Linked DNA regions of Mus musculus: regions 2 and 3 are each linked to region 1. The links are chromatin loops, found by intact Hi-C in ENCODE. Cell type or tissue: heart. All regions are shown on one strand. Links, peaks and the distances in the headings refer to the core of each region. The heading gives the core; the rest is flanking DNA. Region 1 has its middle 11 kb from the start of Gm30373. Region 2 holds the start of Rnf26 (ring finger protein 26). Region 3 holds the start of Nlrx1 (NLR family member X1).

Region 1 (9,953 bases), core at 3,250-8,249:
GGTGACCTTCAGACCGGAGCAGGTAGCTCACCTTCTCTGATCCTTACCCGAGGCCCACAAGTAAGATGGCGAGCACCCAGAGCTGAAGCACTTAGGAGGCTGAGACCAGGAGGCTTGGGAGTTCAAGGTCAGCCTGGGCTACCTTACACAAACAAAGAGTAAAATAGGCCTGTGGTGTGTCTAATACACGAGGTCATTGGAAACAGGAAGGCACACAGGAAAGCTCTTCCGCAGGGCCGGGAGCCCAATGACTCAATAAAATAATGTCCTTTGTTTCTCTGTTTGTGATCGGCAGCTGGCGGGCAGGGCTGTGGGCCGGAGCTGGTGTGGAGTTCCGTCTTCACATCTGGAGGATTGCAGGGGTATGGAAAGATGAGAGTGTATGAAAGAATTGGGGTACCTGTGGGTAAGACTGGTGTCTCAGACAAATATCAGCAAGTGAAAATCTGGGGCACCCTCCTTCCATGGGTGGCAGATTCCAGGCTGCCCCATGGAGATCTTAGTAATTTGGAAGAAAGGGGGTTCTGGGTCAAATTTTGAAAAACATCATGCTTGAGAGGCTGCCTGAGGAGAGAATCTGGAGAGAAGTTAGGAGAGGGATATGGGGGAGGAGGAGAACACCAGCCACTGCAGGGGTGGGCTGAGGGTGTGGCCACACTGCTGACAGTGACAGGCCAGTGGACCAAACTGCAGAAGACCAAGGTGCCCTTCAGGCGGCAGCAGGGAACGGAAGGGTTTAGAGGGCACTGGGCAGGCCGTTGAGAGGATTCAAGGCCAAGGGAATGGTGTTGTGTGCTGGTTCCATGTGGAACGGAGAGAGCTCTGGCCTGAGAGAAACTTCCATGCCAGGAGGCAGGAGCAGGCAGGGGTCAAAATGTTTCATGTGGCCAAGGGGTGCAAAGTGGGATGCTGGGAGAGCTCTGATGCTGAGTTAGGGGGAGGGGAGTGCTCTACATTAGGGCAAGGAGGGAGGAGGAAGAAAGCCACGAGGAAAACCTTTGGTTAGAAGGAGAGGGGGGGGCATTACAGAGATGGCTGAGCTGGTAAAGACATGCTTGTATCGATGGAGGAGGACATGAAGTGGGTGGGGCATATCCTGTCTCTCCCACAGGGCCTGCACCCTGGGGCTGTGTTTGTGTGTGTCTCAAAGAGACACAGGAGCTGGACCTGGCCGGTTAACATGGGCGCTGACTCAGCTTTCTTCCCGGATTTGTCGTCTGTGTGGTCCATCTGCCCCCTCCCCCAACCCCAGTTATATCTTGTGTTTTTGATTTGGTCCCCTTAATAAATGGCTGGGAAAGGAGAATGGAATTCAAACCACATCCTGGGGTAATGAGATCTTTAAGGGGCTTTTCTTCCTTTTTTCCCCAATGCTAGAACCTGCTCCCTGCCCTCCTTGGAGAGACACAGATCTCTGATTGCCTGATGAAATCCAGTTCCATTTCCAAATAGAACTCAGCTGGCACAATCCCAGCAGCGGGTGCGAAAGCTTTGAGGAGAGCAAGAGAGTCTCTTGTGATCACGATGGAATGGCCACAGGCTGGTTCTTGGGGAGAGTGTGGCCAAGCTGGAAGGAAAGAGAGAGGATTTTCATGGAAAACCTGGCAGATTAGCATGCAGGCCTCTGGTTTTCATCCTGGAGTATGCAGAAGGCTCAGAGCTAACTGTGAGAGCCCTCATGCTGGGTGGGAGAGGTCAGGGACCAGGGTCACACTGCCCAGGAGATGGCTGTCTAGGATGCAAGTCAGATTCCCACTCTGGGGCCAGGGTGGAGTGTGGGTGTGCTGGTGGAGAGTGGGGTGGGGAGCAGTCTGAAGCAGGTTACAATCTGCTCTCCCGAGCCTCCTTATGGCCACTTCCCTTTGGCTTTAGTGACTGGGCTGGGATCAGTGCCTGCCACCCACTTACTGGGGATGAGGACTGGGGTTCCTCTCCAGCTAAGAGTCCCCTGACAGGGTCTAGCTCTAGCTCCTGGCCTTTCATCCTGGGACAGCGGCCACCTTTCTCTACTTCTCCTGACCCTGGGCTACTGCTTTACTGTGAGGTCTCTAAAGGTTAAGTTCCTCAGATAGCATCCCATCAGCCCCTATAAGGAATGTACACGGGCAAGGAACAGGCTCCTCCTGTAGCTGCCTCTCCAAAAGCTATCACAGACCTGCACCTGAAGGGCTTCTCCTTGCCCACCTGTGGCTTCTGTCCAGGTAGAGCTGAGGACCTCGTCCTGCCTATTGGAAACATTTGTGTCGCCTTCTCCACAAATCATGGTAGAGGCTGGAGTCCTGAAACTAGGCTCTCCCAGCTGTCCTGGGCATGCGACAGGAAGAGGCGTGACTAGAGACATGTGTGTTCTAGTATGTGGGTGTGAGCTTTCCTGTACCCTCAAGCAGTGGCTGTCTCCTGGGTTGGCTCAGTTCTCTGGAGCTAACGACATGGAACCCGGATACTGCCATACTCCACCTTGGTGATGATGGACTGAAACTGATCCCATAAGCCAGCCCCAATTAAGTGTTGTCTGTGCAAGAGTTGCCTTGGTCATGGCATCTGTTCACAGCAGTGAAACACTAAGACACTTCCCCTGTGGACACTCTAGAGGGCTTGTGTTTGAATACTTGAGTGGGGATAGAGGTAGGAAGGCTGAGCCCTATCTCTTAGGGACAGCAGGGGAATCTGCCACGTATGGTGGGGCAGACAGCCTTTATACTCAGCCATCCTTCATCTGCCACTGGACAGTTGTGCCCTCACCTGGATATGCAGTCCTACTAAGAGGTCCTGTCGCACTTCTGCAGTGACTCCCAGCTCTAGTCTTCTGCCTTAGCTCAGGTCCCCGAGTGCTACATATAACATACTTTTCCAGATCTCCTTGGCCTGGTACTCAAGACCCCTACTCAGACACGAGGGTTGCCCATGGCCAACTTTCCCTTCTGATACTTTCAGTCATACCCACTGACCTCTTCCAGTCTAGAAGACCTTGGGTCTTCTCTTGTTTTGCACCCCAGAGAGTGTACAACCTGGCACCTGTCCCATCCCTCCTCCCCTCGCCACTTCACCCCTCCTCTGCTCTACAAGTCACTCTTGCCTATGAGCATGAACTCCATGTTGCTACAACCCTATCCCCTTTTTAGTCCTCCCTGTCCCCTCTCTAGTCCTCCCTGTCCCCTCTCTAGTCCTCCCTGTTCCCTTTCTAGTTCTCCCTGTACCTTCTCTAGTCCTCCCTTCCCCCTCTCTAGTCCTCCCTTTGTCCTCTCTCTAGTCCTCCCTTTTTCCCCTCTCTAGTTTTTCCTATCACCTCTCTAGTCCTCCCTCCTATAGCTCTCATTTGGGCATGCATAGCAGTTTCCTCCTCAGAGCACACCCTTTCCTGTGTACACTCTCTGCTATCCTTGTGGCCTCCCTGGTGGCCTTGGGGCCACAGCTTTGTGTGGCTAGGAAACAAATGCTTTGAACACATTGAGCAAAGTTTTGCTGCTTCCCTGGGGCTGAGCAAGGGCAATAGTGGTACCTGCTTGGAGTCCTTAACAGACTGGATTGTGTTCTTCCCACCAATGCATTCGTTCTACCAACCCCAGGTAGACCAGCCAATACTTGGCTGTGCTTGGAGGTGGCCCTTTGAAAGGGACATCAATGCAAACTGAGGACAGATGGACAGGCCCTAATCCAATATGACTGATGTCTAACCCCAAGTTCATCTTGGGATCCTGACATGAAACTGAAGTTTAAATAGAAGGAGTGACGTGGTTCTGCCCAGCAGGGACTCTTCATTGTCTCAGCTCGGGAAGACATCTCTGAGAGACAGGATCTTCCTCTGGCTTGCTCCAGGGCCCCAGTCTTTACCTCCTTCCAGCACAAGCTTCTGGGTTGTAATTCTAATTTACTGTGGGACCGTTGTTTCGTTAGTAAGATGGGCAAGGGAGGGGCAAGAGCGTCCCTCTAGAAAGGATCTTCAGTCATGCCACTCTGGCTGCAGTGTCCCCAGGACAGCTTGGAGTTGCACGGGGGGTGGGGTGGGGTGGGTGGGGGGGAGGGATGAGGGCACTGCGGTCCTTTGAGGTGAGGGTACTGGGAGGCGTAGACTTCAGGGCAGGGGTGGAAGGCTGGAGTCAGGGAGGCAGAGGGGACAGGATGATGTATCTGGTTGAGGGCTATTGGGTCATGCCATCCATGGCCACACACTGCACATATATTAGTGACAAGATCAAAATTGTCTTGGGTGCCTAGAACTTTGGGTGCCTGAAGACACTGAACTCAGCAGAGGGTAGGGACTGTAGTAGTCAGGGTTCTCTAGAGGAAGAGAAGGACTCTCTCTCTCTTTACATACATACATATATATATATTATATAATATATTATCTATATTACATGATATATAATATGTAACATATTATATATAATGTTATCTATACATCTAATATACATATATATAGATATATTAGATATACATATATGTGTATATATGTATATTCCATATACATATATATGGAATTACATGGAATTTATTAGTTTATATGGAATTTATTAGCATGCCTTGAGGCTGTGGTCCAGCTTGTCCAACAATGGCTGCCTACCAACAGATATCCAAGAACTCTAACACCAGTGAAGGAGAACACTTGCCTGTGAGCGTTTGAACAGGCAGGCAAAGAGCAAAAGCGTCCCTTTTCCATGCCTTTTGTATAGGCTGCCAATGGAAGGTGTGGCCCAGATTTTAGGGTGGGTTTTCTGACCTCAAATGATCTGGACTTAGGGTGGGCCTTCCGACCTCAAATGATCTAATGATTCAATCAAGAAAAAATCCCTCACAGATGTACCCAGCCACTTGGGCTTTAGTTAATTCCAGATGTAATCAAGTTGACAACCAAGAATAGCCACCACAGGGATCTACCTCAGTAGTAGGGCAGCGACCTAGATGTGCAGGACCCTGGTTATATCCCTAAGACTCCGGGAACAGAACCAGGAGAGGGCAGTGGATGGATTGGCTAAAGGGCAGGAGGAAGTTCAAGGCCATTTGGGAATTAAGGCTAAGCTGTAACCATGGCTATGGCTCAGGGGGAAGAGAAGAGTCATGGGAGGGAATCTGTCCAAGTTTTTCCATCTGCAAAATGGGTAATGGCTATAGACGCTTGTCTTAGAGATGACAAAGTGTATTTAACAATATTGCTGTGTCACTGATGTAACAAGGGCAGTTCCACAGGGCTTGTCCCCCTGCTTTACATTGGCTTATTAACAGCTCTTTCAAAGATGTGACCACATTACTAATTGCATCCTGAAGCCACATGGTTCTGTGAACGCAGCCCTGGGTGGCATTGTTTTTAGCCCTGTAGACTGCTGCTGAACATGGGGTCAGACTTGTGTGGGGCATGCTTTGAACCCAAGGATTCATCAAGAAGAAACCAAAGCCTGCTCTAGGCTCAGTGCATGTCTCAGACCCCAGACCTGCGTGTTGTTCCCCCCTTTCAAGCAAACGCAGGGGCCATGCCTGGTATGCCCAGCTTCAGACGGTAATAATGAGCTAGGCTAGGGACAGGTAATGTGGAGTCCAAGAACTAGATTGAGGACATCCTGGGGCAAGGAAAGGACACTCTCCAGCTTAGAGTGTGGAGGTTCTTGGTCCTTAGCCTCCTACAGACTTGCCAAAACCAGGGAGTCTGATTTGACCATTCTGAACCACCAGGCTTGTGAGCTTTCTTGGAGCAATGGTGCCCTCTTGTGGTCTTCTTTGCAATTGCAGACAGTGAATGTGACAGCTCAGTGCTGCGGGAGAGTCTACCCCACCATTTCCAGGGTGACAGTCCAGTCTGTTTTTTATACTTGGATGTCCTGGTGCTGTCTTTGGTTGCCTTGGTATGTCCTTGTTCCTCGTTTGTGTCATCTTTGTCCCTGGCATGTCTGTCTCCTACTGGTGTGGGCTGTCTGTCAAATATCTCTTCCCATCAGCCTCTGTCCCGCTGCCAAATTCTTTCCTGCTGTCTCTGGCTCTCCCTACCCTGCTCTCTGGTGTCTGTGTCCCTAAGCTGGGGTCATGTCTGTTCCCCTCCAGTTGGAACTGGTTTTTGAGAATGCAGGCTTAGCTGCTCTCTCCAGAATGAGTCAGGAGCTCCTGGAGGGACGAGGGCTCAATTCCCAGCTCTTGCTGACCTCAGAGAGGGTGCACAAGGGCAGAGGAACTGGCTCAGCCGGGGACTGGGACAAGAGATTTTCCAAATCATGTTTATGGGGTGGGTGGAGACATCAGGAGTCATGGGAGAGGAATGAGCAAACTAGATGTGGCCTGCCTGGCACTGTGCCTGTCCCCCTCCTCCTCTGGGGAGGGCCCAGCATGTGCTACCCACTGCGAGGGGTTGAGCACGGCTGCTTGAGTTGAGCTCCCTATCTACTTAATTGTCATCTGGGTCTGCTGTGCCTCAGGGCCTTTGCACAAACCCCTTTCTGACAGTTTCTATCTGATGCTTTACCTTTGAAATCATCTCTTCTGTGAAGCCTTTCCTGATTTACAGTATCTGAGATGAGCAGTGCTGTACACCTGGCTAATAGCTCTTCTTCCCTACTGTGTGTCAAATGCTGTATTATCAAAGTCTGTCCCTTCTTGGCCCTCAATAAATACTTCTAAGAGGATGTCCTAGAGTCTCTCCTAGTCCTACCAGAGGTTACCCCTTCCTGACTCCTCCTTTCCCTCTCTGCATATATATATGTGTGTGTGTATGTACATTTTTGTATATATGTACATATATGTATATCTAAATATATGTATATTTGCACATATACACATATACATATATGTATTGTATATATTTGCACATATATGTATATATGTACATGAACATGCATTAATGCATATGTACACAGGGTGGATGATGCTTTTACAGCTGTGGCATCTGGTCCACGAGCTGCTCATTTGCATCATGTAATAAGGCTTATGTCTAAGTTCATTACAACTGTATTAGGAGGGAAAATTCAGTTCTTCAGTCCCAATAGACACACTTCAGATGCTCAGCATCCATGTGGGCTAGAGATGGTGGGGCCCAGGGGACAGCACAGACACAGAACACTGGTGTCACCCCAGGAAGTTCCATTAGTCAGCACTGTCAAAGAACAAGCTTTGGAAAACATCCTACTCCTGGATTCTTTCCCACTGTGACGAGAAGGAGGAGGAGGAGGAGGAGGAGGAAGAAAAAGAGGAGGAGGAGATCTCCATGTGTCCAGCTCAGGATCTGAGGGATGGGGCATCTGATAACATGCATTGTTGGATGGCTCGATGTATGGTATGTACATGTAGATATGGGTGGATATACATATATATGGTTATATGTATGTATATATGTGTATATAAATGTACAGATGTATGTATATATGTACCCATGTATGAATACTCGTTCCTGATTTCCTGTATTCCTGAAACTCCTATCCATAGATGCCCCAGGTTGGAGCAGCAAGCAGTGTTGCTTCCTAGCTAGTTAGTTTTGTCATTTGTACACAAATTAGAGTCACCCGGGAAGAGGGTAGCTCACCTGAAGAACTGCCTCCATTGGATTGTCCTGCGGGGTGTCTGTTAGGCATTTTCTTAATTTCTAATGGTTACAGGAGGGCCTAGTCCACTGTGAGTGGTCCTTCCCTAGGCTGCTGCTAGGCATGGGCTGTATAGGCCATCACCCCTCTAGATGCTGGCCATCATCCCTCTAGATGCTTGCCATCTGAGGCAGTCTGGAGATGAGAGCAGTGAGTTGGCCCTGCTCCTTGCCAGCTACAGCACTTGGGAGAGTGGCCCTGCCTCTCCACTGGGCTGACTCTGGAGGCAGGGTGTGGGTGAGCTAGCCCGGAGAGCATGAGAGTGGGAGAGCTGAGTCTGCTTCCTACCAATGGCCATGTGGCCCAGCCAGAGCAGTGCTGGGGAACCCTCCCTGGTGGGTGGTGCAGATAAGGGAGAGCTGGTATGCTAACCAGCTTAACTCCCACCCAGGCCCAGATCCAAAATCTACATCATCTGTGAACTGCTGGGGCATGTGGAAGGGCCAGTCCTGCTGATCCAAGGGTGCAGCATCTCCATGACACTGGGCAACAACAGGACGACTGGGAGGAGTCACGGTGAGGGTCTAGTACTGATGGTGTTTCAGAAGCCTCGAACCAGACCAATGACTCATTGCGAGGAGCATTTGCAAGTGAAGATGTGTGGACAGAAGAGTATACTATGGGACACACTGACACACTACAGCTTCCAGGATAAGATGTTTTCTATGCTTTTTTTGGTTAATTTTTTGCTTGTCTGTTTGTGTGGTTTTTATTTGGGGGGGGGTAGGTTTTGAGGGCAGAGGGTGGATGCAAGGGGGAGATGAGTGGGACTGGGGTAGATGATGTGAAAAAGAATCAATAAGCCGGGCGTGGTGGCGCACGCCTTTAATCCCAGCACTTGGGAGGCAGAGGCAGGCGGACTTCTGAGTTCGAGGCCAGCCTGGTCTACAGAGTGAGTTCCAGGACAGCCAGGCTACACAGAGAAACCCTGTCTCGAAAAACAAAAACAAACAAACAAACAAACAAAGAATCAATAAAAAGTTAAAAAAAAAATACAAAGTGAGTTCCAGGACAGCCAGGGCTATAGAGAAACCCTGTCTCAAAAAACCAAAAAAAAAAAAAAAAAAAAAAAAAAAAAAAGTTAAAAAAATAATACACTGGTAAAAGCTATAGAGGAAGATTAAAAAAGAAAGGAAGGAAGAAAGAAAGAGAAAGAAAGAGTGAAAGAGAAAAAGAAGGAAAGGCAGCCCAGCAAGCCAGGGGAGAGAGCCAACAGGCATCCTTGCTCCAGGACTTTACGCAGTTCTGTCTCGGTTTCCCTCTGTAGCTTGCTTTCGGTTAGTGCTTTTTGCAGCAGCAGAGAAGCAAGCTGAACAGCCAGCAAGCTGGCAGGCGAGTGAGTGCCCTTTGCTCTCTACAGGCACTCCTGCTTCTGCAAATGAGCAGAGGGCTGTTCATGGCCTTTGTTTGAAATGTTTGACTTAGGGTGGCGGTCAGGGCACGTGGGGGATGTAAGTGCTTACCGGTCCCTGCTGTTAATGACAGCAGGGCAGCACAGGAGACTCCAAGCTGAGCAGTATCACAGGATGGAGGTAGCCAAGGTGGCTGGCATCAAGGAGCTTTCTCTACAGACCTGAACCCGAGAGGCACTGAGATGCCTGGAGAAGGATGGGGTAGCCTCGAGGCCAGAATCCAGTCCAGGTCAGGGAAGAAAGGAGCTGAGGCAGGCCTAGGGGAATCCCTAGCCCTAGCAAAGCCTTCCTAGCAAGTGGGTCTGGACATCCTGGGCCTGATGCAGAGGAGGTGGGAGCTGAGCAGTGCTCTGTCCATCCCCAGGGGCTGCTCTGCACTCAGTCCTGGTCAACCTTATTCTGCTATGGCTGGCATGGAGGGAAGAGTAACGCCGATGAGGGGAAATCTGCCTGAGTTCACCACATATATTTACTCAGAAGCATGTTTATACAGATGCGCATACCTACACTCCATCACAAACACACCCCTACACACACACACACACACACACACACACACACACACACACACAGGAAAATGTGTACGCATACTCTCACATGCATCCACAGACATATACAGGTGCAAACATACATATCTCCCTCCTAGAACTTTAATGGGTCCTTGGCTAACCTATGTTATTGTTGAAAAGTGGCCTCAAGGAGACTGGATTTGGTCGGGGCCTGTGCTTCAGGTGAGCCACACCAACGTGAAGAGCCAGTGGGCTGGAGTGGGCTTTAAGACTTGGCAATTCTGGGAAGATAAGAAGCCCCCTCACCTGCCATGGACCCAGGGACTGGGAGGAGAGGGTAGCAGTGAACCAGGTCTTGGAACTGGGTGGCTTTGAGAGGTTGGTGAGTGGGAGTTGTCATGTTCAGTGACAGTGAAGGATGGGTGACACGGGCAGGCAACTTCTGCCACTGTCCTGTTGTTCCCAGACTTTTCTGA
Region 2 (9,953 bases), core at 2,273-7,272, 120 kb before region 1:
AGAAAACACTGGAGCTCTTGATGTATGGGTTACAGATGGCCTACATGTTGATAGGGGTCAAGGTAGAAAGCAGAGCTCCTTCATTCTGTGGCTCCTTTTCTCAATGACAACAGATCTCCTTTAACAATCTTTTTCACTTTGTGAATAGCTTGAGATAAGACGATAATCTTAAAAAGGGTTGTATTTCCAAGGCATGTTAAGTGCTTAATAAATGATAAAAAATAAATGATGAGCCGGACATGGTGGTGCATGCCTTTGGGAGGCAGAGGCAGGCGGATTTCTGAGTTCGAGGCCAGCCTGGTCTACAGAGTGAGTTCCAGGCCAGCTAGGGCTACACAGAGAAACCCTGTCTCGAAAACCCAAAAATAAATAAATAAATAAATAAATAAATAATGAATGAATGAATGAATGAGATGAGGCGGGGGTCCCAGCGTACGCGGAGGAGGTACTATCTCAGAGCCTAGCCCAGAGCTCCAAGAATGCACGCAGGATCGGGAGCAGGTGGAGTTGGGGCCACAACACTTAAAGGCAGCCTCATTAAAGTGTGGCTCTGGCTCTTTAAGGGGCGGAGCGGGACAGGGAGGGAAAATTATACCGACATGCTAACGGACCTATCACCACTTCAAAGAGGAGGGGGCGCTTTATAAACACATTTCCACCCCTCTCATTGGAAACTGTCTTTGGGCGCCATTCAAAACCACCAATGGTTTGTCGACATTTCTGCCCATTGCCCCTCACTGATTGGCCACAGGCTATAGTCCCGCCCCCTGCTTGCCACGTCCCTTCGCAAACAAGATGGCGGCGCCCAGTGGAGTCGAGGCCGCGCTCGGGATTTGCCGAGGCTGACTTTCCGTCCCGCTCTCCCTTTGGGTGCCACTCGCCGCGAGCGGGAGGACAGGGGCCGGGCGGGGACAGGGGCACTTGCGTGGCTGGACCGCGAGCCCGCGCCCAGCCTGCGCCGCCCCCACCCGGCCCCGACCCGGCCCTTCCCGACTCCGTCCCATCCTTGCGGGTCTCCTCCCGGTCTGACCCGTGGCCCTGTCGTGTTTACCGCTCCAGGCTCCTAACGCTGAGGTGCTTCCTCCGGTCCAGGCTCGCTGTCACTTTAGAGATGTTTCACCTCTTCGCTCCCGAACATTCCGCCTTCCAAGCCGGGACGCCGTTCCCTTCTGTAAAAGTCTTCCCTGAAGCCCACTTCTGTAGCCCTTGCTTCTTCCTTGGTTAGACGTTCGCATCCCTTCCAAATTCACTCCGATCTCGCCACAATAGTGGCAACCTTGACACCGCCTTCCCTGAGGAGCCAGCCTTCCTTTTGTCCTGAACTTCGCAGCCCTATCATGGAGGCTGTCTACCTGGTGGTGAATGGGGTGGGCCTGGTGCTGGACTTGCTGACCTTGATGTTGGATCTCAACTTCCTGCTCGTGTCCTCCCTCCTGGCTACCCTGGCCTGGCTTTTGGCCTTCATCTACAATCTGCCACACACGGTACTTACCAGTCTTCTGCACTTGGGTCGAGGATTCCTGCTTTCTTTGCTGGCCTTAGTTGAAGCTGTGGTCCGATTTACCTTCGGGGGACTGCAGGCCTTGGGGACGCTCCTCTATAGCTGCTACTCTGGCTTGGAGAGCTTAAAGCTACTGGGGCACTTGGCCTCCCACGGAGCTCTGAGGAGCCGGGAATTCCTGAATCGGGGCATCCTGAACATGGTCTCCAATGGCCATGCTTTGCTGCGCCAGGCCTGTGACATATGTGCTATTGCCATGAGCCTGGTGGCCTATGTGATCAACAGTCTAGTCAACATCTGCCTCATCAGCACTCAGAACTTCTTCTCCCTGGTGCTGGCCCTGTGGGATGCTGTAACGGGGCCTCTTTGGAGGATGACAGACGTGGTGGCTGCTTTCCTCGCTCACATCTCCAGCAGTGCAGTGGCTATGGCCATTCTCCTGTGGACCCCCTGCCAGCTAGCACTGGAGCTGTTGGCCTCAGCCGCCCGCCTGCTGGCCAGCTGTGTGGTTTTCCATCTCACTGGATTGGTGTTGCTGGCTTGCGTGCTGGCAGTGATTTTGATTGTGTTGCACCCAGAACAAACCCTGAGGCTGGCCACTCAAGCTCTCAGTCAGCTTCATGCCCGCCCATCTTACCACCGGCTTTGGGAGGATATCGTACGGCTGACTCGCCTTCCACTAGGTCTGGAGGCTTGGCGCAGAGTCTGGAGCCGCAGCCTACAACTGGCCAGCTGGCCAAATCGGGGAGGAGCACCAGGAGCCCCCCAAGGTGGCCCCAGGAGGGTGTTCTCAGCCAGGATCCAGCCACAGGACACTCCTCCTGAAGCAGAAGAGGAGGTCATCAGAACTGCACCAGCTAGAGGCCGAGAGCAACTCAACGAGGACGAGCCTGCCGCTGGGCAGGACCCATGGAAGCTGTTGAAGGAGCAAGAAGAGCGGAAGAAGTGTGTTATCTGCCAGGACCAGAGCAAAACGGTGCTGCTTCTGCCCTGCCGGCACCTGTGCCTGTGCCAGGCTTGCACTGAGATCCTCATGCGCCACCCTGTTTACCATCGCAACTGCCCGCTCTGCCGCCGCAGCATCCTGCAAACCCTCAATGTCTACCTCTGAGGACTCCCTCCCTGCCTGCTCATCCTCTGCGCTCCACACACCGGGACAGCATCAACACTTTGCCTCTGGGTTCTGGCCTGAGTCTTCTTTGCCCCCGAAGGCGGCGACTCTGCCAAGCCTCAAGCCATATATCCAGGACGTGTAGCTTGGAATACTCTGGAAGACTCCAGTCTGGGTGGGACAGAGTAACACTTTCTCTAAATCCTGTGTGGGGCCCTGAGATGCTGAGGGTGGTGAGTATGTCACTATGCAAGGGCCCTGAGACTCTGTGGTGGGCTCTTGTGCTGCGCCTGCCAGGGCCCACCCAGATGCCTGCCTCTAGGGCTGTCCTTCTCTGCTTCTGGCTCTTTTGTTGGAGTTTTTGGTCCTTTCCCCCAGGCCACGCCACGCCACGCCACATCAGTGTTGTTTGAGGATTTTGGAAACTCATGGGCCTTAGAGTGATCTTGATTCTTTTTCTCTTTTTTGTTTTTTCTTGGTTTGGATCTTGAACCTTTATGTTCAGCCAGAGCCTCTGCCCTGGTAGGTCTGGGAGTAGAAACTTGCAGATGCCCTTCTGCCTGTCACTGTCTTTTAAAGACTCCCAACTTGACCAGGACCTGGAGTCAGGAGTTTATCCCTGAGTACAGGGGTGCAGCTACACCTGGCTTTGGGACCATTCACCTTCAGGCACCCCAGCTCCATGGGGAGCCTCGGAAGGAACAACCAGATGTCTACTCATTCCCTACATGGCATAGAACATAGCATTCCTCCTGGGCTCTCTCCGGCAGTGGAGAGGGCATCCCGCACTTTTCACTTGGGTCCAAACGAGGGGCTGGGCCTCAGGGGTCATAGCTCCATTTAGTCGGTCGGACTGCCCAGTTTCTATGAATAAAGTTCTCTTGACAGCTCTAAGTGTGGTCCTTGGGAGTGGTCCTCCAGCAGCCGGTCAGCTGGTGTTGTCTCCAGGTCTTTTGAGAGTAGTTAGAATAAGAAGCGAGCAACTGGATGGCGAGCTTCAGGGGTGGGGATGAGGCGATTGTGCGACTGGCGGTGCCAAGAGGAAAGCCCACAGCAAGCATGGCTGCTTAGTGCCTGCCCTTCTGACCTGCCTTGCAGTCAGTGGTTCTGAGTCGCCTTCTCTGTACTGCGTTATAAACTCTTATGAGCAGAATGTGAACTTGTCCCTGTTCTTCCTGTGTTCCTACTGTGCTAACCTTTCCCCGTGGACAGAGCAGAATCTGCTGCCTGGAGGCCAGTCGGCCCTCCCATTCCTGGAGGGGCTGGTACTTGTCTGTGTTTTTGTTTTTTTTTGAGACAGGGTTTCTGTGTGTATCCCTGACTGTCCTGGGATTCACCAAGCTGGCCTTGAACTCCCAAGTGCTGGGAGTAAAGACGTGTGCCACTATGCCCCATGCCCTGCGTCTTATTTTGTGTCTTGATACAGGGCCTGGTACTGTGATGAGCTGGAGCGTAGGACCTTTTGCTGCAGGTGTGAACTAGAGCCTATGGGCCTATCTGGAAGACACAGGAAGCCTAGACGACCCCCCCCCCCCCAGATACAGTTCCCCTCCCACTGCCAGCAGGAAATTAGGGGATCACCCCCATAATTTAATGTGACATGTAGATGCACAGGCTCTGCGGCTGTTTTCTGGATGAGGGAGATGATGCCGGGCCCTCAAGGAGGTCCCTCTCCTTTGCATTGAGAAGTTGAGCAACTGGAATTGGCAAACCTGGGTGTGTTATCGTTAGTCTAAGTCTGTTAAACTGAGTGTCACAAGTGGTGAGCCCTCAGGGGGCCTGTGGTCAGCCTCATACTTTATGGTTTGGCCTACCCAAGCTGTGCCCAGCACAGTGGAGACAAATTCTCCACCTCAGCTTGGAGACCCGTGGCAGGGCTTGCCTCCCCACCAGGGGGTTGAAGCCTGGCTCCTTGCAGTCTCTGTTTAATGTGGAGGATAAACATTTTATTAGAGAAGATAAACTTCCTGAGCCGGGGTGGGGCCAAGGACCTCCTTTTCTTTTACTCCCATCTGGAATTCTTTCTGCAGACCTTAATATCCATTCCCCTAACCACCTTGGAAGCCCAGCCCTTAAATCGGTGTAGTCTGGAGCTCGGACACCCCCTTGTGGTCATCTCAGGAACTACTCATCTCTGGTCGGGTGGCAGCGATAGCTTTCTAGTTATCTAAGAAAGTGGGTATCTTTATCACTCCCTGGCATGCAGCCAGGGCAGCCATGATTGAAAGGTCCTGGGTCTTTGTCAGACCAGACATTGGCTGCTTCCACTTGGTTTGGCTTCTCTGAATTAGAAAAATGTGTCCCTTTTTCTGAGTGGCCATAGCCCCTAAACCAGAAGTTAAGCCCTGGCCAGGCAGGGGTTCACATGTATGTGGCAGCTCTGGGGAGCCAGTTATTCTAGTCTGCTTGCTTGTACCTCTGTATCATGGCCCCATCCCCCCCAGGAAGCAGCCTGCCCTGCATCCTCAGAAGAAAGGGAGAGACCAGTGGGAGGATTTTAGGTTTATTAAGTGACCTCTGAGAAAAAGGCCTGCCCTGGGAGCAGCAGAGATGGAGTCAGGGACCTAGAGGGGACACAGGACTAGGAATGGAGCATCCCACCTTGGAGTCCTGGGCCAGGACCCACAGCTGCCAGCCTACTGCATTCTAAAGTCCTGGGCAGAAACCCAGCCACTGCTCCACGCTGTCTTGACCTCAGACAGCCTGTCTCCATTCATTGCCAGCAGTGGGACTGGAAGTGGCTCCCTCTCTTCCTAAGTCATTCACAATATTCCAGGGGGCCAGCCCTCCTGGTATGCGCTGCGCGGGTTAGTGTCACACCCTCCACTGAGGAGCAAGTGCCAGCTCCGGGTTCACTGTGTTTTAAGCGAAGACTGGGGAGCTGTGCCAGTCAGAATAGACGAGAAATCCAGAGAAGGTACTGTCTGTCTTGATGCTGGCATAGATGCCAATGTAATCACCCACGCCCACCTGCACCCACACCTGGTCCTCAGGTTCTAGCCTTACCATCGCACCCCCTGAGAGCGAGGCTGGCTTGGGCCACCCCCCAAAATACTGGAAGAAAGAGGCGATGGACTGCCCGTTTTTGACAAGATCAAACTGCAAGCTGGCCCGGTAGACAGTGGCGTGCACAGCAAAGTAGTAGACGCCAGGCACTTGGCAGGTGAACTTGCCAGTAGTGGGGTCGTAATGGCCCTGCTCATTTAGCAGCACACGGTCGAAAGGTAGGGGTGTGTCGGCTGGCGGAGGTACCCGGCTCTCGGATCGCTTGGCACTGAAGGCTGATCGTGGGGGTACCGAGCACTCCCCCGCAGGCCCGATAGCCCCCATGGGCCCTGCCTCTCCACGCGGCCCGGGCTCCCCACGTGGGCCAGGTAGTCCTGCAGGGGATGGAGAGGGGAGAAATTAGGAGCCGCAGAAGGGTGACTATTAACCATCCTTAAGCCTCCCAGACTCCCTGGCTATTGCCTCCTGTGGGGAGCAGATCTGAAGTGCCGAGTAGAGGCATCAGGGTTTCTGATTCCCTGGGGCTGAATCACCCCCCTCCATCCGCAGACCACCTCGCCCCACTCCAGCCCGACTGGAATGGAGGGAGAGTAGCGCCCCCTGGCGGGACCCTTGACCCCCAAAGGATCCACCAGAGCAGTTGCTGTGCTCTCTAGAATATATGTACCCAAGCACTGCAACGAAAATGACTTCTTACCCGGTCTCCCGCCCTCGCCTTTCTCTCCCGGAGCTCCGGGTGCACCGTCGCGGCCATCACGGCCGTCACGGCCAGGCAGGCCTTGGCTGCCATGGTGACCTGGTGTGCCTGGAAGGCCGGGCTGCCCGGGACACAGGCTGGGGATCTTGTTGTCGTCCAGAGGAGGAGAGCCTGACACCAGACCCAGAAGCAGAAGGGCAAGAAGTGGCCTCATGGTGGTGACCCCGGAGGCTCAGACTCCAGGAACCTCTCTTGTAGTCTGTAGGCTGGGCAGGACCAGAGTTGGAACCCAGAATCTTAGGACCAACCTCGCGCCCCACCCAGGTGGAACCCAGTAGGTCCCCGCCCTACAAACATGCCTTTGGGGTTGAGCACTGTGTGATGGGGTGCCCCAAACCAAGAACTGGGAACAAGGAAAGGAGAGACAAGCCCTTCTCCATCCCCCTAGCTGGCGCCCAGGCTTTCCCACAGTCCCCTCCCCCACTTACCCTCCTCCTCTGCCAAACTCACCCCTCCCGGCTCCCCAGCACTCCCAGCTGCAAGCTTTGAATGGCTTCCTCAGACCTTCCTGCTGGCCCTGCTCCCACTCCTACCCCTACCAGGCAGCCCCTGTCCTTGCTGACTGACTCCTAGCTTCTGGTTGCTCCTTGCTGGCTTCACAGCGCTCCTCCCAGACTCCTAGAGGAAACCAGTTGTTCAGAGGCCAAGAACTCCAGGGCTGGGAAATAGCAGGGAAATAACTCGTGGTGTCGCCCGGCGGCCGGCCAAAATTGTGGGGATGTAGGGGGTGTGGAGAAAGGAGGAGGAGGAGAGAGTAGAGCCTGCATCACCAAGAGGCCGAACTGTGAGGCAGACACTTGGGACTCCAGTTCCCAGGAGCTGGAGGGAGGGAGGGAGGAAGGAATGGGATAATGATGGAGTCCAAGATCAAAACCCGTGGTGGGGGTGGGGCAGGGGTGGAGAACTGGATTAGTAGGGGGCCCAGGGTGAAGAATTTCAGAAACAGAGAGCCAGTTGGACCTCCAGGCTTAGATTGTCACTCAAAACAGTTTTGTTGATTAAATGAAAAAGATTGAAGGTCAGATGACAGTGAACTTAAATGGAAAGGGAGAAGGCAGAAGACCGAGACACGGAATCAGGGTCAGAGACTTGGATAGGAAGTCTGCTAGGCTGTCCAATGGCACAGCGTGGGGCCTGGCCACTGTCTAGGGCTGTCTTGGTAAATAAGAGCTCAGGGAAGGTGGAGGAAAGATGGTCCTGGTTGTCCTGGGCAGGATCAGAATTGGAACTCTGGTCCTTTTCCTTTCTGAGAAGCACCAGGGAGGATGCGCAGAATCCCTTATCCAGGCCACCCTTGCCCTTGTTTTCTGCCCTGACTCCTAGCTTCTGGTTGCTCCTTGCCCCGGCTCCACAGCACTGCCTGCCCTGCCCACCCACCCACCCACCCACCCACCCACATAGGTAGAGGAGGATGGGCAGACAGAGGGTGGGGGCTGGCTTCAGGTCAGGGCTGGGAGCAAGCTTCCAGGCTAGCTGCCACGGGCAGCCTGTTGCAGTTGAAAGGCCAGGGGGTGCCCAATAATGCCAGGCTAGACTGGCACTGCTGCTCCGCCGCCTGGCAGACGGAACGACAAGGGGGTAGGATAGTGCCCAGTGAGGTGCATCGAGGCACAAGCAGTCCACAGAGGAACCTCTGGAAAGTCTGGTAGCAGGGTAGACTTGTCAGACTCTGTGGGAGGAAAGATGAACATCAGGTGTCCAGTCTCCATGTGCCCACCCTCCCTATGGTCTCCCTCCTCTCTGTTCCAGCACCTTGTAGCCTCGGAGGATGTCTGTCACCTCTGTCTGCGTGGCCAGGCCCACCCAGATGTTAGGAAAGGCCGTGGTATTGTAGCTTAGTCCAAGGCACATCTCCACCTGGACAGGTTCACAGGTCAGGTCTGTAGAGAGGAGGGTTGAGTCACTGTGGGGGAGAAGACACTGCCTGGTCGTTGTTTCCACACGCGTCATAGGCACTTCTGAGTCTCTCAAGAGGCAACCACAGAAACGGTTTCACATACTCCAAGGAGCCCTGCTGTTTTCCAGAGGCTGTTGTTTGACAGCCTTGGTATCGCGTAGACCCCTCTGATCTTAGGATATGTGGAGCACCCAACTGGAGACCACTTGGGACCACTTCTGTCGTGTGGTCTGTGAGGTAGGCTGTGCAGAGGACTCTGGGTATCAAAGTGGATATGTCTCAAAGCCCCTCCCATTGACTCCTACATTCCTGTGTCCCTCTCAGATGACACGAGTGTACAATGCCACCACCAGCTGAGAGTCCTTGAAGTGGGCACAGGATGAGAGGAGAGAGGCCCAGCCGTGAACTCTCAAGGAGGAAGGAAGGGGGACTGAAGAAAGTGTGGTAGGGGCCTTGCCTGCTCTGACTGGCATGACTTGCTTAGAGGAAGGATCCTTACCTGGTTGTGGGGACAAGTGGCTGCTGCAGTTGTCGTTGCTGTCATTTGCACAGTCTTTCCATAAGTCACACATCCATTGCAGATCCCTATATCCTCCGCTCTGGCAGAACTCTGTGGGCCCACAAAGGTCTGTGGGCAAGGGGCATGCCTGTACCTACTGCCCTCCAGGGTACCCTTTAATGTTCCTTGGAGGATCCTCTGTTGCCCACACCCACCTGCCCAGGGACACCCACTCTCTGTAGTATTGATGGCCTGGTAGGTGGCTAGAAAGCCCCCGCTGCTGATACCAAGATCCGTCTTGAAGATTACAGCCAGCTGGTGCATCGAGGAGACAACGTTGAGTGGTGGCTCTGCTCCACAGAACCTGCCCAGGGCAGAAAACTATCCTGGGCACAGGCCACTGGCCAGCCCTTGGGGCTCTGGGCTGGGCTCTTGGCCATGCCAGGGCTGAGTCATGGAGCTTAGGGTCTGGGGACTCAGGCTGCTTGTTACAAGATGTATGACACAACTTCTTAAACTTGAGCCACTTTGAGATGGGGAAGAGTCGGGGAAGGCTGGCAATGCAAAGGCCCTCCCTACAAGTAGGAAAAGTGAGGCCACGCAACCGCAGAAGTGAAGGGCTTCTTGAGAAAGAACGCGCCGTCTCAGGATGCCAGTAGGAGAGATCTCTAGTTTATAGAGCAGCCGAAGACACTGAAGCTGGGGACTCCCTTGGGCCTAGCATATGGATCCTGGCCTGCCAGACGGGGGGGATGGGTTGCCCACCACTCTAGCCCTGATTAGTACCTGCCCAGGAAGCTGAAGGTTCCCAGGTTGCTGGCCTCGTACACTTCCACGTAGTCAAACTTGCACTCAGCCTGTGCTTCCAGACTGAAGTTGTGGAACTCCAGTCTTATCCCGTATCCCACAGGCACTTCGATGTACCAGGTGCAAAGCTAGGGGAGGGGAGACGTGATGTAACCCACGGGGACCTTCCCCTGCCCCAGCCTGGACGTACAGGGGGCTTCTTTGCCCAGAGCAGACTAGGCAAGATGTGGGTGGCTGTTGCCTACCTCACTTCAATCATGGTGCCTCTTAGAATAGGAAGTGTCATTCAGGCGTAGTGCCACACACCAAGTAATCCCAGTGCTTGGAAGGCAGAGTTCAAGGCCAGCCCAAGCTAGATGTCAAGTCTCATAGCAG
Region 3 (9,953 bases), core at 1,642-6,641, 280 kb before region 1:
CAGAACTAGGGAGGTGGGCACAGGAGGATGGGAAGCTCAAAGTCACCTTTAGTTACTTAGGGATCGAGGCAAGCCTGGGTAACATGAGAGAGACCCTTCCTAAAGGTGGGCAGGGTGAGAAGTACAATATGGAGCCAAGTCTTCTGCTACCAGACTCCCTTCTCTCAGCACTGGTCAGGGCGCTTGGTCATGGCTGGGTCCGCAAGCTGTGTGTGGACACTTATGTTGGATGCATAGGTATATTCCCATAGTGGTCCATGACTCTGTCCGGGGCTCATGGAGCCGAGGTAGTGCCTAGGGGGAAGGGAGAGTGCCAGCCAGTGGTTTTCAAAAAGAGCAATGGGAAACAGAAAAGCCTCCAGAGCAATGGTTCTTAGCTTTCCCAATGCTGCGGCTCTTTAATACAGTTCCTCAAGTTGTGGTGACCCCCAACCATAAAATTATCTCACTGCTACCTCATAACTGTAATTTTGCTGCTGTTGTGAATCGTAATGTAAATATCTGATATGCAGGATATCTGATACTTGACTCCCATGGGGTCTGACCCATAGGTTGAGAAGAATTGCCCTAGAGCCTTATCTGCCTCCAGGATGGGAGTGGCAGGCACCTTACTGGGCTTACTCTAATTTTCTCTCTCTCTCTCTCTTTTTAAAGATTTATTTATTTATTTCATGTGTGTGAGTACACTGTCACTGTCTTCAGACACACCAGAAGAGGGCATTGGATCCCCATTACAGATGGTTGTGAGCCACCATGTGGTTGCTGGAAATTAAACTCAGGACCTCTGGAAGAGCAGTCAGTGCTCTTAACTGCTGAGCCACCTCTCCAGACCCCTAATTTTCTCTTTTCCTTTCCATTTTTTTTTCTACTTGGCCACCTATACCAGGGCTGAGAGATCAGTAATCAGCACAACACATTAGAGGCTTGGAGTGGGCAAGGGTTCTGAGGGGTTGAGAAGGGGCTTGAGCCCTGGTGGCAGATGGCCCAACAAGCTCTGTATTGTCTCATCTTTTCTCTCCTGGGTTGGGAAATTGAAAGAACCTACTGAAACCAGCCCCGTCAGCTGTCTGGGATGCCACAGTTGTACCGCAGGTAGAGGAAGTGTTCTGGTCTGGACTAGGATCTAGACTGGTTGGGTACTCAACTGTAGACAGACTAACTTCATTTCTTTTCTTTTCTTTTTTTTTTTTTCGAGACAGGGTTTCTCTGTATGGCCCTAGCTGTCCTGGACCTCACTTTGTAGACCAGGCTGGCCTCGAACTCAGAAATCCACCCGCCTCTGCCTCCCGAGTGCTGGGATTAAAGGCGTGTGCCACCACGCCCGGCCTAGCTTCATTTCTTACAAAGACTTGGAGCGAGGGGGAGAAGTTGGGAATCTGAATCCTAGGTTGTTTGAGGGGGCATTTAGGGGCCTTCTTCCTTGAGTGATGCTGATAAGGGGCTCGTCAAAAGTTAAAGATCTCTCTTGAATGTTAAGATTAAGGGTCAATACACACAGATGCTCTTATTTTTTCTAATACTCGTTTTTATTATTTATTCATCTGGGTGGAGCTTATTTCTTTCTTTCTATACAGGTTCTCATATGGTGCAGGCTGGCCTTGAACTTACTATGTCACCGCAGAGCTGTTCTAGCATTTGGTCCTCCTGTGCCTACCTACTAAACACCACACTTTCAAGCAGGTACATCTGGTTTATGCACCGAATTGCAAATTAAACTCAGGGCTGCGTGTACAGAAGGCAAGCACTATAACAACTGGGCTACATCTCCAGGCTCCTTCCTGACCACGTAGCCCAGGTTTTCCTTGAATTCAAAGCAATTCGGTAAGTGCTGGGATTACAGGAATGAGCATTTGGCTGCAGGTTGAACCTATGACCCTGCACATGCCCAGGCCTTTTAAAGCTGTTTTATACTTTTAGACAAGTTGGCTGTCATTGCCTGGGTTGTCTTTGAACTCCTTCTGCAACCTAGGTAGGCCTTGAATTTATAACTATCTGTCCTCAACCTCCTAAATAGCTGGAATTACAGTCTCTGACCTCCAAGTCCTTTGGTTGGTTCTCTTTTAAAACATAAACCTGTCTTCAACCCACACCAAACACAAGTCTACGCTGAGCTACACTCTAAGCCCCCAATGAAGTAGGTCTGAAATAATCAAACACCTTTGATTTGAAGTTCCACAGAGACTAGAGAGGGCCCCTTTGAAGCCAGGAATCAACTTCAGGCACAGAGGATACTTGGACAACAGTTCAGAGATTCACAGAGAGAGCTTTTGATCCCCACAGCAGCCCCAAGATGGGGCTAAGAGCAGTGGTACCACCATCTCCATTTACAGCAAAGGAACCTGAGGTAGGCAGAGGGCGACAGGCGAGCTCTCCAGACACTGCTCTTGCAACCTGCACATCCAGCTATGTCTGGAAATGGATGTTCTCTCTCTCTCTCTCTCTCTCTCTCTCTCTCTCTCTCTCTCTCTCTCTCTCTCTCTCATGCCCACCTGCTAGGCCCCAGAGACTGTATTCACAGCATGCTGCCTCTGTGTCAGGGCTCTCGCAAAGTGCTGGCGGGCAGAGTTGATCGAGATGGATCTCTGTGCCATGGCTCTCAGAGCACCTAGTGGCTCACACTGAGGCCAGACAACAGAGAACATGCCCACAGCATGACTCACAGTCCTTCTGTCTGCAGAGGCCAGTCAAATTATATGTTAATATAATAACCCACACAGTTGTCATATTCATAGAGGGAAGGGAATGGTTTTGCTGTGAGCAATAAACAATAATTGTAGCCAGGTCCAGGTGACAGTTGACTTCCCACGGCAAGGTAAGTGGAGAGAAACTACTGGACCCTAAATGTCACCCCTGAGACTATATCCATGGAGATGCTCATATTATTCAATCTCTGGAAGAACTTTATTTATTTATCCATCCATCCATCCACCCTTCCATCTATCCATCCTTCTCTTCTCTTCTCTTCTCTTCTCTTCTCTTCTCTTTTCTTTTCTTTTCTTTTCTTTTCTTTTCTTTTCTTTTCTTTTCTTTTCTTTTCTTTTCTTTTCAGGACAGGGTTTCTCTGTGTATTCCTGGCTATCCTGAAACTCGCTCTGTAGACCAGGATGGCCTTGAACTCAGAGATCCACCTGCCTCTGCCTTCTTGTACTGAAATTAAAGGCATGTGCTACCTCTACCCAGACTCTTTTATTTTTAATATTTAAAAAAATATGTGCAAAAAAATGTTCAGCCGGGCGGTGGTGGTGCACGCCTTTAATCCCAGCACTTGGAAGGCAGAGGCAGGTGGATTTCTGAGTTCAAGGCCAGCCTGGTCTACAAAGTGAGTTTCAGGACAGCCAGGGATATACAGAGAAATCCTGTCTCGAAAAACCAATAAATAAATAAACAAATAAACAAACAAATAAATATGTGTATGGGTATTTTGCATGCATGTGTATTTGTGTACCATATACATGCAGTGCCTGAAGAGGCCAGAAGAGGGCATCAGATCCACTGAGAATGGAGTTACAGATGGTTGTGAGCTGCTGTGTAGATGCTGGGAATGGAACCCAGGCCCTCTGGAAGAGCAGCCAGTGCTCCTAACGGCCGAGCCATTCTCCAATCTTAGAAGAACATCTCTTAAAATGCAAATATGCCCTTTTCCATGCTGCCCAGTGACTTTTTTCATTCTGACTTTTTAACAGCCAGTTCAAATGTCAGAGTCTCTGCTAGAGGCAGGTAGTAATTTTCCTAATAGTTTGCCTCGACTTCTGAAGAAATTCATTGTCAAGTATGGTGGGTCCCTGCATGACTTGCTCTGCTTGGCAGCCCAGGGTGAATGTTCAGTACTGGCCTAACACCACACATGGAATAAATGGACAATCGCCTAGATAAAATTATCACCATTGGCCTTCTGTTCCTATGGAGGGTAGACCACAAAAGCCTCTTCCCAGCCGGCCCTGAGGAGCCTCTCTCTCTGAGTTCTCTACTTCATGTCTGTTCTTTGCACATTGCACACCAGTGTTTGCATGTGGAGGCGTTCCTTGTTTGAAGGTCACTGTCAGCTTGGTTACGAGAACCTTGGGTGTTCCTTGAATGGAAGGGATGAGGGTTGGGGTTTTTAGAACACGGAAGTCCCAAGGCTAAAACCATGACGGGATGTCAGACAGGAAGAACAGGTTGGAGAAGGAAGTTATCTGTCGGTACCCATTCTTCCTTCCTGGCCAAAGTGGTCAGAGGCCCCCCTCTAGAGTCTTGGGACTGAATAACACAGAAGGGGAGGATCCAAGAAGGGCTGTCTTCTGCCTGGAGGTAAGCTACGTTTGTGAGCAGGAAGGGAAGTCATTATGCTCTGGGGATGAGTACCTAAGTGTAAGGAAGGCCTAGACCGGAGCTTTTCTTCTGAATCATCTACTTCCAACAGGGACGACCTGCGCCCGAGTCATTTTCTCTTCCACGCTTCCGTGTCTTCATCTGTAAAATGGGCTTCATCAAGTCCAGACTTGGAGGTGGATGAGGTCATCGGCTGGGCCTGACGCTTGGGAACCTGCAGGGGGCAGTACGGGAACCTGGGCCCTGGGAAGACCGGGTGGGGCCGGAGTCTCCGCCCCGCGCCAGCACCCCATTCCCCCTTCTGCGGGTCTTTGCTCAGTGCCCTCCAGTGTCCAGACCGGGCGGGGTGCCAGAGTGGGCCGGGCTGCGCGCTGGCTGGCGGGCGGAGGCGGCCTAGACGCGCCGTGCCGAGCGAGCCGGGGAAGCTCGGAGCCAGCGGGAGACGCAGGCCTCCTTCCCTCCGGGCCACGGCGACGGGCACCAGGGCCTAGGCAACCTGGGTAAAGGCCTAACTGGGTCGATCGCTCCTCCGGCCCCCGGCTGGACGGCTGCGCTGGGCCCCGGAAGCAAGAGCCGGGCAGCTGGGTCGCGGGAGCGGGCAAGTGGCACTGGGGATTCTGCCGGAGCTTGGGCGCTGAATACAGGCCTACTGGCAGCTTCACTTTGCCCCCCCGCCCCCAAGCCAAGTGGAAGTGGGAAAGCTATTTGGGACCCAGTTTGGTGGAAAAGCTCCGCAACTTCTGTTGCATTCCTTCTTTTGATTAGTGCCATGACAACTGCTCGATTAGAGAATTATCCTAGACCCTGCACGTCTTATCTTGACTCAGTGGACCTGGGGCTGATTGATGTCAATCCTGGGATTTGTCAGGTTTTCAGGACCTTTCTCTAATCCCCAGGTCTCCTGTTTCCAGCCCACTCAAGACCTCAGCCAGCTCCTGCTCTGGCTAGTTGTGCTCAGTGCAGCCTCTTCCTAAGTTTGCTTCCCTTCTGCCCTAGCGGCAGTGAGGGAGGCCACGCCAGCCTAGCCACATATGCATGTCAAGGAGCTGTGGGATGGGGTGGGCCAGAATAGACTCCTTGGGAAAGAGTACCTTGAGCAGTATCTTCAAAGAGTGTCTGGGATTCTGATAAAGTAAATGCTAACCAAAGTATAGGGACTGAGTTAGGAAGGTGAGAGCAAGAATCCAATAGTAGTCTTGGAGGATGAGGTGTGGGCTGGGGGCAAACCTGGAAAAATAGCTTGTGTGGGCCTGGGTTTCATAGCTGTCAAGTAGCTTAGGAGTTTAGGGAGCTGATTTCTGCAGGGGATGAGGGAGTGGAATAGGCCAACAGTGGAGGCACAGAGGACTTGAGGAAGTAGGGTTTTGTAAGGTCTGGAAGGATCTCTCTGAAATGATGAAATGAAGAGGCTGGCAAAAACCAGTAGGGAGAGATCTGTAAGACTGCCACCGCTGCCTGTGGGGGAAGGCTTCGAATAAAGAGCAAGGGAATAGTGTGTGAATCCAGGGCTTGGGGGAGCTCTGCCACAAAGTAAACAGAGGAGGGGGGCTGACGAGGCCAGGTTGGCATGGCTGAAGTGTGAGGCAGAGGCGGCACATCCTTGTGTCAAGCAGGAAGTTCATTCACACATCCATTTATTATTTATGCCAGCCTTACAGGCAGCTTACATAAAAGTCAGAGAGATGATAAAGTGATACAGCCATTAAAACTCAGCCGTGGCACAAAAGCAGACGGAAATGAATAAGGATGAGTGGGGGAAAAAAGCCAGGCTCAGAAAAGGCCTGCGAGTGAGCACAGGGCTCCTATCTGAGCTTGCTAGCAGTCAAGCAAAAATAAAACCTAAAAGCAGATGATTGGGCTGGATCTCGGGGCAGAGGCAGCTGTGAAACTCCAGTGCCAGGCAGGAGCTGGTAGGAGATGAAACAGAATCACTCAGGTTAGGATTATCTTTGCTGAGGAGAGCTAGAAGCCAGGGCAGGGTTTCAAAGGCTTCTTTTATACATATGAGGAAGGGCTGAGCCTCTCTTGGGAGATGGCCCCTTCTTAGATACTAGGGGTAAGGGTTCGAGAGAAAGCAAGAGAGGGAGGGAGAGGTGTGTGTGTGTGTGTGTGTGTGTGTGTGAGAGAGAGAGAGGTATGTATGTGTTTGTATGTGTGTATATTTGTGTGTGTGCGTGTGCCATGTGTATGTGTGTGTGTGTCTGTCAGTGCATGTGCCTGTCTCTGTGTATTTGTGTGCATGTGCCATGTGTATGTGTGTGTCTGTCAGTGCATGTGCCTGTCTCTGTGTATATGTGTGCATGTGCCATGTGTATGTGTGTGTGTGTATGCACATGTAAGGGAGGTTTGATGGCCGTACATTCACAGTACTGGGTTGTTTTTTTTAAATTTACTTTATTGGTGTTTTGTTTGTTCTTACGTTTTTCTTTTATGTGTTTATTTATTTGTTTATGGTGGGTGCAGGTTTGGCTGTGTGCAAAGGTCAAAGGACAACTTTGGGGAACAGTTCTACCCTGTAGGTTCCTGGGATTGAATGTGGGTCCTCAGGCTTGGTAGCAGGAGTATTTACCCCTTGAACCATTTGCCAATCCCACTCACACTTTTCTTTTTGCAGGGCAACAGGAAAGAAAGTGGCTCTAAGTGTTCCAGGCTCCAGTTTTCCTAGGATGAGGTGGGGCTGCCATTTGCCCAGGACCTCTTGGGGCTCTGGCCTGGGAAGAACACCCCAGCTACCAGGTAAGCAGGAAATGAAGGTTTCTGCTTTGACACCCCCCCGCCCCTTCTGCTTCTGGGTCCGGATGCTTCCAAAACAGCAGGGATCCAGACACCATTTCCAGCTGTGTGGTAATATAGCTGGGGTCCTCTGGCATGTCACCTCTTCCACCCCCCCCCCATCTTAGACAAGGGGAGCAGAGCTGGCCCTCTTTTAGCTGTTTCAATCTCATTTTTTTTTTTTTTATCCAAGACATTAGCTGCATGTTGGCTCTGCACCAGACCGTGGGTTAGGTTCTTGGTATATAATTGTGACAGAACCAGATGTGAGTCCTACTCTCATGGAGGGGGGAAATGGATGATAATCAAATAATCATATGGCTAAAGAGAAGATTATGTAATAATTGCTATTTAGGAATAGCACATGCTACCATAAGAGCAAATAAGAGGGGGGAGTTGATGTCAATGTCGGGGTGTGCACCGGAGGGGTGTGTGTGGATGGGCCTGCAGATGCTGCCTCTCTTCTCTCTGCAGATGAGCATATCTCCTTCTTGATCCAGTGGAGCTGGCCCTTTAAAGGGGTGCATCCCCTGAGGCCCCCTAGGTGAGACCTGGGAGTGTCAAGCCTCAGGACACAGCTAGACATAGCTCAGGAGATGGGAGTGGTCAGGGTCTCCTGGGAGAGAGGGTTGGGTTTCTTGGGGTGGGAAGGGTACAGGGCAACTCCCAAGGATCTAGAGGAAGTTAGCTTAGAGCGTGTAGGTACATAATAATGGGGAATGGGATCGATCTGGCAGAGGTCAGTCTGAGTCTCAAGCAGGCAGCAGCAATTAGGGTTGGAGGGGCCAGGTCTCAGTCCTTGGGAAGAGCAAGAGTCCAGGCTTCATCTTAGAAAGTGCAGACTGGACTGGACTGAGCCCATGCCAGGGTTCACCCCAGTTCTAAACCTCAGACCATCCCTTGTCTTTGCTCTCAGGGCCTTTATCCGTTACCATGGAAACTCGGCAGACAGTGCTCCCCCACCAGGGAGGCATGGGCAGCTGTTCAGGAGCATCTCTGCCACAGGTAAAGGAGTGGTGTGGAAGGAAGAAGTGCCTAGGAGGATGAGGACGGGCACAGAGGATCTACCACCATCATCTACTCCCAATCCCCCTCCCTCCTGTCATCTGAGCATCCATCACACTGTGCACAAGGACCATATACAAAGCACTGTCAGAGACATTCTCTCCCTACCTTGAGACAACTTTGGGTCCAGTAGCCAGGTGTCAGGAAGCCAGTCAGCCCAGGCTCAGCATAATTTGTTCAAAGACTCCATATTTTCTGTCATAGGGCTCTAAACCTTCTGAGTAACCTACTGGCTAATGGAGTTAGTTCTATGTGTTTACACCACAACGGGTCCTTGCATCTCAGAGTTCTCTGTGTTGACTCCCTACCCTGACCTATAGCCACCCCGGCTAGCCCGAAGAGCCGGCACCTCTAGTCCTTTACCTTGAACAATGTCCTTTGCTTTCTCATCCAGAAGCTATCCAAAGGCATCGCCGGAACCTCACCGAGTGGTTTAGCCGACTGCCCAGAGAGGAGCGCCAGTTTGGACCAACCTTTGCTCTAGACACAGTTCATGTTGACCCCGTGATCCGAGAGAGCACCCCAGATGAGCTGCTTCGCCCGTCCACGGAGCTGGCCACGGGGCATCAGCAAACCCAGGCAGGGCTCCCCCCACTGGCCCTGTCTCAGCTTTTTGACCCGGATTCTTGTGGGCGCCGCGTGCAGACCGTGGTGTTGTATGGGACCGTGGGTACTGGCAAGAGCACGTTGGTACGGAAGATGGTCTTAGACTGGTGTTACGGGAGACTGCCTGCCTTTGAGCTTCTCATCCCCTTCTCCTGTGAGGACTTGTCATCCCTGGGCTCCACCCCAGCTTCCCTGTGCCAACTTGTGACCCAGCGTTACACACCCCTGAAAGAGGTGTTGCCCCTGATGACTGCTGCGGGATCCCGCCTGCTCTTTGTGCTCCATGGCTTGGAGCGCCTCAACCTTGACTTCCGGCTGGCAGGCACAGGGCTTTGCAGTGACCCGGAGGAACCCGGGCCACCAGCTGCCATCATAGTCAACCTGCTGCGCAAATACATGCTTCCCGAGGTGGGTCGCCCCTTGCCATGTCCTGTCACTGCTGTTCCTTAACCTGTCCAATGGGGAATTTTACATTCTTGCCCTACATGGTCGTTGTGTAGGACAACAGTGCCTGGGTTTGTTCACCTTGGCCCTTTTCTCCTCTCCAAACTTGTGTGTTTTTCTATCCTTATTCTACACAGGTTAAGTGACATACCACATATAAAGTGCTTAGCTCAGTGCCCTGGGCCATAGTAGATAATCAGTCGTTGATATAAGTTTTTTGGACAGGTCGCGCGTAGTGGTGCACGCCTTTAATCCCAGCACTTGGGAGGCAGAGGCAGGAGAATTTCTGAGTTCCAGGCCAGCCTGGTCTACAGAGTGAGTTCCAGGACAGCCAGGGCTACATCACAGAGATCTACCTGACTCTGCTTCTCAAGTGCAGGGATTAAAGGTGTATGCCACCATGCCCAGCATTGTTAGTAATAATGTCCATAACTATGGTCCTCTTCATCCTTGGACCCTTCATCTTTAGGGGCTTGAGACAGTCAGGTTTCTTGAGACATAGGTATTTCTTTCTTAACCTTTAACCATATCCTTCCCAGGCCAGCATTCTGGTAACCACCCGGCCTTCCACCATTAGCCGAATCCCTAGCAAGTATGTGGGCCGCTATGGTGAGATCTGTGGCTTCTCTGATACCAACCTGCAGAAGCTCTACTTCCAGCTCCGCCTTAACCAGCCTGACTGTGGGTACGGTGCTGGGGGTGCCAGTGTCTCAGTCACACCAGCTCAGCGCGACAACCTGATTCAAATGCTCTCC

The links. Hi-C counts contacts between places; a loop is a spot of excess contacts. Peaks named below come from ENCODE experiments on the same cell type or tissue, not always from the same donor. Only the 100,000 strongest peaks of a DNase experiment are listed, where the experiment ranks them.
Region 2: it touches region 1 in a loop (7-fold over the local background); 16 of 42 quality-filtered maps call a loop at or near these places.
Region 3: it touches region 1 in a loop (3.0-fold over the local background); 6 of 42 quality-filtered maps call a loop at or near these places.

The regions. Positions count from the first base shown.
Region 1 is chr9:43,980,565-43,990,517 of GRCm38, reverse strand. No RefSeq gene overlaps it. Among named protein-coding and RNA genes, the nearest start is that of Gm30373, 11 kb to the right of the region's middle. In heart, for the core only: a CTCF peak has its summit at 5,718 (motif pointing left); DNase peaks (open chromatin) are centred at 5,717, 6,057 and 8,007; H3K27me3 peaks cover 517 bases.
Region 2 is chr9:44,104,334-44,114,286 of GRCm38, reverse strand. C1qtnf5 (C1q and tumor necrosis factor related protein 5) reads right to left here. Exons shown (of 14, transcript NM_145613.4): 9 at 9,558-9,706; 10 at 8,987-9,135; 11 at 8,772-8,882; 12 at 8,128-8,255; 13 at 6,316-8,044; 14 at 5,100-5,992. The coding sequence starts at 6,529. The coding sequence ends at 5,475. Mfrp (membrane frizzled-related protein) reads right to left here. Exons shown (of 14, transcript NM_147126.3): 9 at 9,558-9,706; 10 at 8,987-9,135; 11 at 8,772-8,882; 12 at 8,128-8,255; 13 at 6,316-8,044; 14 at 5,100-5,992. The coding sequence ends at 7,820. It overlaps Rnf26 (ring finger protein 26), which reads left to right and starts at 1,236. Exons shown (of 1, transcript NM_153762.3): 1 at 1,236-3,506. The coding sequence starts at 1,338. The coding sequence ends at 2,612. In heart, for the core only: CTCF peaks have their summits at 4,517, 4,726 (motif pointing left) and 6,224 (motif pointing left); DNase peaks (open chromatin) are centred at 4,726, 5,556, 6,336 and 7,056; H3K4me3 peaks cover 3,051 bases; H3K27ac peaks cover 2,983 bases.
Region 3 is chr9:44,262,838-44,272,790 of GRCm38, reverse strand. Nlrx1 (NLR family member X1) reads left to right here and starts at 4,604. Exons shown (of 10, transcript NM_001163743.1): 1 at 4,604-4,811; 2 at 6,934-7,047; 3 at 7,558-7,627; 4 at 8,000-8,088; 5 at 8,543-9,162; 6 at 9,738-9,953. The coding sequence starts at 6,978. In heart, for the core only: CTCF peaks have their summits at 3,469 (motif pointing right), 4,529 (motif pointing right) and 5,315; DNase peaks (open chromatin) are centred at 4,070, 4,640 and 5,270; H3K4me3 peaks cover 1,328 bases; H3K27ac peaks cover 2,036 bases.